Regions from separate parts of the Homo sapiens genome. Here region 2 is linked to region 1. A link is a contact called in ENCODE Hi-C data. All regions are on one chromosome and are shown on one strand. Each heading gives the region's core, a stretch centred on a gene start or an enhancer-like site at or near the end of the contact. The rest is flanking DNA. Distances are from core to core; before and after follow the strand shown. Region 1 holds the start of EXOC1-AS1 (EXOC1 antisense RNA 1). Region 2 has its middle 53 kb from the start of CHAER1.

Evidence for each region. A loop is a pair of places that touch in the nucleus more often than their neighbours do. Pooled maps may share reads with other maps.
Region 2: a pooled map shows a loop between it and region 1 (8-fold over the local background). The contact joins the enhancer-like site here to the promoter of EXOC1-AS1 in region 1. A Hi-C loop is called at or near these places in 5 of 37 single-sample maps with no recorded cell type and 10 of 50 pooled maps.

The regions. Positions count from the first base shown.
Region 1 is chr4:55,946,717-55,949,693 of GRCh38, forward strand. It overlaps EXOC1-AS1 (EXOC1 antisense RNA 1), which reads right to left and starts at 1,296. Exons shown (of 5, transcript XR_941069.4): 1 at 1,124-1,296. CEP135 (centrosomal protein 135) reads left to right here and starts at 2,229. Exons shown (of 26, transcript NM_025009.5): 1 at 2,229-2,343. RefSeq lists enhancers at 1,038-1,187, 1,806-2,770 and silencers at 1,985-2,124, 2,175-2,634.
Region 2 is chr4:56,756,366-56,759,065 of GRCh38, forward strand. No RefSeq gene overlaps it. Among named protein-coding and RNA genes, the nearest start is that of CHAER1, 53 kb to the left of the region's middle. RefSeq lists enhancers at 1,427-1,496, 1,827-1,886, 2,017-2,186. Within about 2 kb of position 1,251, at least 26 of the 41 ENCODE cell types and tissues checked have a DNase peak (open chromatin) inside an H3K27ac peak, as active enhancers do.

The DNA of each region.
Region 1 (2,977 bases), core at 46-2,545:
AAGAAAAAAAAAATAAAACAAGCAGCAAGGCTGGGCACGGTGGCTGGCTGGGCATGGTGGCTCATGCCTGTAATACCAGGACTTCGGGAGGCCGAGGTGGGCGGATCACCTGAGGTCAGGAGTTCGAGACCACCCTGGCCAACATGGTGAAACTCTGTCTCTACTAAAAATACAAAAATTAGCCGGGCATGGTGGTGGGTGCCTGTAATCCCAGCTACTCAGGAGGCTGAGGCAGGAGAATTGCTTGATCCCGGGAGGTGAAGGTTGCAGTGAGCCGAGATCATGCCACTGCACTCCAGCCTGGGTGACAGAGCAAGACTCCATCTCAAAACAAAAACAAAAACAAAAACAAAAACAAAAACAAAAAAACAAGCAGCAAATAATGTAATAATTATAGCCACACAAACATGCACCTCACTGTTGCAGGGATTGATCTTGTACCCCGTGGGACCCATCTGTTCCATTCCCCAATCAGGTTATCCTGTCACGTTGAGGCAGGAATTTAAAGAAAGTTTTGTACTGCATTTACTCACTCTAAGGATAGTAACAAGCAAGGCTATAGGAAGGTCATGGTGACCTAGTCTAAGAAGCCAGGAATGAGCTCCAAACACCCCTGAGCAATGGTTAAGAAAAACAAATTCCTTTACTGTTTCTCTTTCCTTAGACCATTAATTATGATTATTTTTGCCTATGTTTAGAAAGATTTGTAGGTTCCTGTTTTTCTTTTGACGCAGCTGCAAGGCCACCAGCTAAGCAAAGCCAAAAGTTATGCAAATTTCAGCAGTTATGCTATAGATTACAAAACCTGTCACTGTGTGATTTACTGCCTTGGTTCTGCTTTTTTAATTTAGCCTATATAAGCCAAGCTCTGTCTTTGTTCAGGGCTCAGCTTTTTGGATGCAAATCCACGGAGCCAGTGCACACCTTAATAAAATCCTCCTGCTCCACCCATTGGTCTTTCTGGTCCTCTGCTTTCCCGCAACAATGGGAGTCTTCAAGCGGCCAGTGCCTTTTTCGTTCTTAACTGCCCAATCCGTGCCAGCAGAAGGCAGCTTTAAACCAAAGTGAAAGAGCTGAAGCAAAAAAGAAAGAAAATAAAAAGTCCCAGTTCTTCTGGGCTTACCTCCTGGCTGGCTCACCAAAATATGTTACCAGATTGGAAGTTGGGAGTTCCAGGTTCTTGGTGTTATGAACAAAGAATTGGATGAGACACACAAATAACCACCCCACAAGATTTATTAAGCAAAGAATATACCAGAGAGAGGAACGGGCTTATCTTCAAGTGGTGTCAGCCCTGGATTAATATAGCCTTTGTTCTTTTATACCCACTTCCTACACTTCTTTAACTCTAGGGAGGGGATTTCCTATAATTGTCATATCTGTTTTCTTGTTTTTTCTCTCTTAGTGCGCCTGCGTGAGCTTGCCATAATTTTAAGTGTATGTATGATAGGCATTCCATAGGTATGAGCTGGTCAGTCTTCTGACTTCCTTCCCTATTCTGCTGCCTCAGAAGGCCTATTTGGGAGAAAAGTAAACAGGAAAGAATGAAACTCCCTCTGACTGTCTGGGAAATTTTCAGGGGAGAAATGGAATTCTAGGATTTTACTATGTGTTTTCCATCTGTGAGTGGACTATAACGGTTTATTTCAATTTAATTCCACTCACAAATGTTTTGCTGAGTAGAATAGTCTCTGACTCAAGGAATTCACATTTGGGGGCGGCAGAGAGAGACGGATCAACAAATGATTGTATTTTGATGGATGAATTCTATGGTTCTACAGAGAGCCTGCGGGAGATACTATTGTGGGATAATTAATTGCATTGGGTGGTTGTCAGGGAAAGTTGCAGAGACAACGTGATATCTGCGTTTGGGGATTACGTGGTGAGCAGGCGTTCACCTTGCAGGTGAAGGCTACTCCGCTGCAGGGACCGGTACTGGGGCGGCGTTTGTTCCCCGCACGCAGTAGGTGATCCACACCTCCCGCCGACAGGAGGAAGAGGATGCCAGCTCAGGCACCAGCTGAGGTTTGGCATTTGCTGGCCGCGGGCGCCGACCTCCAGGGGGCGCCGTGGCCTCGCGCTGTCCGGGCCGTTGCATTTCCGGGCACTGGGGCTCCGCCATCGTCGCCAAGCGCGTCCCCGCCGCGAGCCGCTAATCGTCCGCCGCTCCCGTTACCGGGGCAACCGCGGCGCCTCCTCCGTGTCGGCCCCGATCGTCCCTCCGCGCCATTTTCAAACTGCTCTAGCGCCGGAGCCCGTGCCTGGACGGAAGGAGCTAGTGGGGGACTCGAGGCCTGAGGGCAATGCGGCTGGAGGCGGAGGCAACGGCGGCTGGAGCTGCCGGTGAGTCCGGATGTGGGAGCCAGAGGGCCAGCTGCGGCGGTGGTGGCGCCTTCGCCTTCTGGGCGGTACCCGCGGGCCGGGCTCGGGCACTGCCGGGAGGCCGCGCGGCCGCGGGAGGAAGTGAGGCCAGGCCGGGTCAGACCGGGCGGGGAGGGGCGCGGGGACTCTTCCCACCCACCCCGCTCCCACACCCCCTTCCCGTCAACACCCGACGGTAAAGTTGCAAACCGGAGATTGGGTGGAGGAGAGCTTGGGCCGACTCGTCAAGGAGCGTCTGTGTGGGCCGTGCAGACAGGCTTGCTGTTGACCAATGGATAGATTTAAACATTAAAATGCCTTCTCAGTGTAGCAGTCATCCATGCTCTTTGTAACAAAAATGTCGCAAAGCGTAGGACGACAGCCTTTAATTAACCTTTGCCCAGCTCCTTTGAAGCCTCTCCACTGCTTTCCAGCCTTTACTACTTTGAGTTCAATAAGAAAGGACTCTGAGATAACCACAGCTAACGGGTTTCTTTGTTGTCGTTTGGGGTTTCTTGTTTATCTTCTTAAGCCCTGTGCACACATACATACAGCATTAAATGTACTGGTTTTGAGACGCCAACCCCCAGAGTTAAGTAGATGGATACTTCTACAC
Region 2 (2,700 bases), core at 1-2,500, 810 kb after region 1:
ACTTCTCCTCTGTATGTCTTCTGTAGTATGTCTGTGTCTTGTCTGTATGTCTATCTTTTTTTTTTTTTTTTTGAGACAGAGTTTCGCTCTTGTTGCCCAGGCTGGAGTGCAATGGCACCATCTCAGCTCACCGCAATCTCTGCCCACTGGGTTAAAGCGATTCTTCTGCTTCAGCCTCCAGAGTAGCTGGGATTACAGGCACCCCGCTACCACGCCCAGCTAATTTTGTATTTTTAGTAGAGACGGTGTTTTTCCATGTTGGTCAGGCTGGTCTTGAATTCCCGACCTCAGGTGATCTGCCCACCTCAGCCTCCCAAAGTACTGGGATTACAGGCGTGAGCCACCACGTCCAACCCCTCCGTGTGTCTATCTTATAACGATACATGTGATTGCATTTGGGGTCCACCTGGATAATGCCGAATAAGCACCTCCTGTCAAGATCCTTAATTTCATCACATCGGCAAAGACCTTTTCTCCCCAGCAAGGGAACATTCACAGATTTAGGGGTTTGATGTGGATATCTTTTGGGGGGTCACTTTTTGGCCTACTGTACCACTCCTATATCCTAACAACAGAGTGAAACCTATAAAAAGGGGGCCATGATGCTGTCTCCCTACTTTGCCCTGCACTTTAGCAGCACAGGGTAGCAGTGCCAGACACTGGCAGCAGAGTCCAGGACATAACATTGAAATTGAACTGACTTAATCATAAGGATGCAAGATAAACTCCTGTGAGCATTCAGAAATATCTAAGATGAGAAGCAGAGAGGGCTAGAATCCTGCATTATTAGCAAGAGGGGACAAGGAATACCCTTCGACCTTACTATTTGACAGCTTTGTACATGAAAAAACTAATACACAAAGCCCGTGGTTGGCTTGAAGGAGGTAAGGAAGAGACTCTCTGTATCCTCTGGTTGTGACTGTTCAACCCATCCCAAGGGATGTAACTCCCAGTGCAGTGTGCTCTGACTCACAGGGAACAGCCAGCTTAGTGCCTGTCAAGGCCTTCCCTCCCAAACCCCAGGCAGCTGGATTCTGCAGGCTGGTTCTGGATCTGGGTGGTACTTTCCAGGCCCAGCCTGACACCAGTTTTAAAGGCCACCCCGGGTATCTATGGGCTCTGGGAGACGTAGGATGGAAATGACCCAAGGCCTGGGATATACACCAGGCCACAGCCAGAATGCAGGCAGTTCAGGCAGCATGTGTAGTAAATACACACTAAGATGTAATCCAGCAGGCCCCCCTGTACCACGCCCCACAGGTGGCACCAGCGTATAAAACAACCTGACAGCTACGGGCTGGAGAAGAGACACAGGCTGGCCTGGACAGGGTGTAGACATTGTTAAACACTTAGTTGAGTATCTGTGGGCAAGTCTTGAGATCGCTAAGTAGAATCTGAGCTTTGTTTCTTTGGTTTTTGGTCTTTTTTTTTTTTAAAGAAAGTACAAATACAAATTATGTGATTCCCTTTTCTCCTCTTAGACTGCCTTGCTCATCTGCTGCTTGGTCGAAGCCATTTGCTCCTCCCCCACACGCTTTGCTCATCAAGCAACCAGAGCGTTCCTGCCACCTGAGTCATTCTGTCCTGTGCTGCTCTGTCACCCTGTGAGTGTGAAGCCCCTGCTCCGGCCCTCCAGGAGGAAGGAGGCAGAGTGAAGCCAGGCATCTCTGGAGCCATGCGTTTGGCTTCAAAGTAGGAGGGACTGGGACTCTTAGGATGGAAAGTCTAGGGTAGGAGGGCAGGAGCTTGACTTTCAGCAATAAGGTAGGGAGGGAGGTGGTTTTACTGCAGAGGACTGGGTTTTACTTGCTATGAGCCTGTTTAGCTCTTTAAGAGCTGAACCTAAGTGTTTTTTTTTAAATATAGTTATTTATTTTGGGCTCCAGCTTCCTGCAGTTGCGGTTTCTGTCAGACTAGTTTGTTAAAAAAAGCACTTAGAACACATACCAGAGGACAGGAAGAAAGCAAAATACTGGCACTTTTGAAAAGTGTTGTTTTTACATGACTTGAATTTTAGTTCCTACTCAGGGTTAAAGGAAGTTCTCTTCCGAATAAAGAGTGCCTGTTGGGTGAGAGAGGATTTGCAACTGGAGTTGGAGATTCTGTGTCATTGGAGACATTTGTTCGTATGCATGGGCTTTAAAACACCAAGAAAAAATATACAGGAGAGTCCTTCCTTTTGTTATATACTAGCTGTGTTCCTGAAAACGTATATGAAAACATTAAAAAACTGATCCCTATTCAGAACGCAACAGGTGAGCTCACTAAAGGGCTCTTACCAGAAAGTCTTATAAATTGAGGCACTTGAAGGGCTGGGACTAGGGTGAGGTAAGGAAGGGGATGCCTAGACTCTCGGTAATTAGGATAAATGGTATTTTAATGCAGTATTTTAGCAAATCAAAATTAATGCAAAAGAACTGATCATGAACAATAACCAAAATATTAAGTAAAGATAGGATTCACCCCTTCCCCATTCTTTTTGGGGGTTTCAAATATTTGCAATTGCTTTATTTTTTGTTTTGAGACAGGGTCTCACTCTGTCACCCAGGCTGGAGTGCAGTGGCACGATCATAGCACACTGCAGCCTTGACTTGCTGGGCTGAAGCAATTCTCCCATCTCAGCATTCTAAGTAGCTGGGACTACAAGCAGATGCCACCACTCCCGGCTAATTTTGTTTGTATTTTGTACTGACAAGGTCT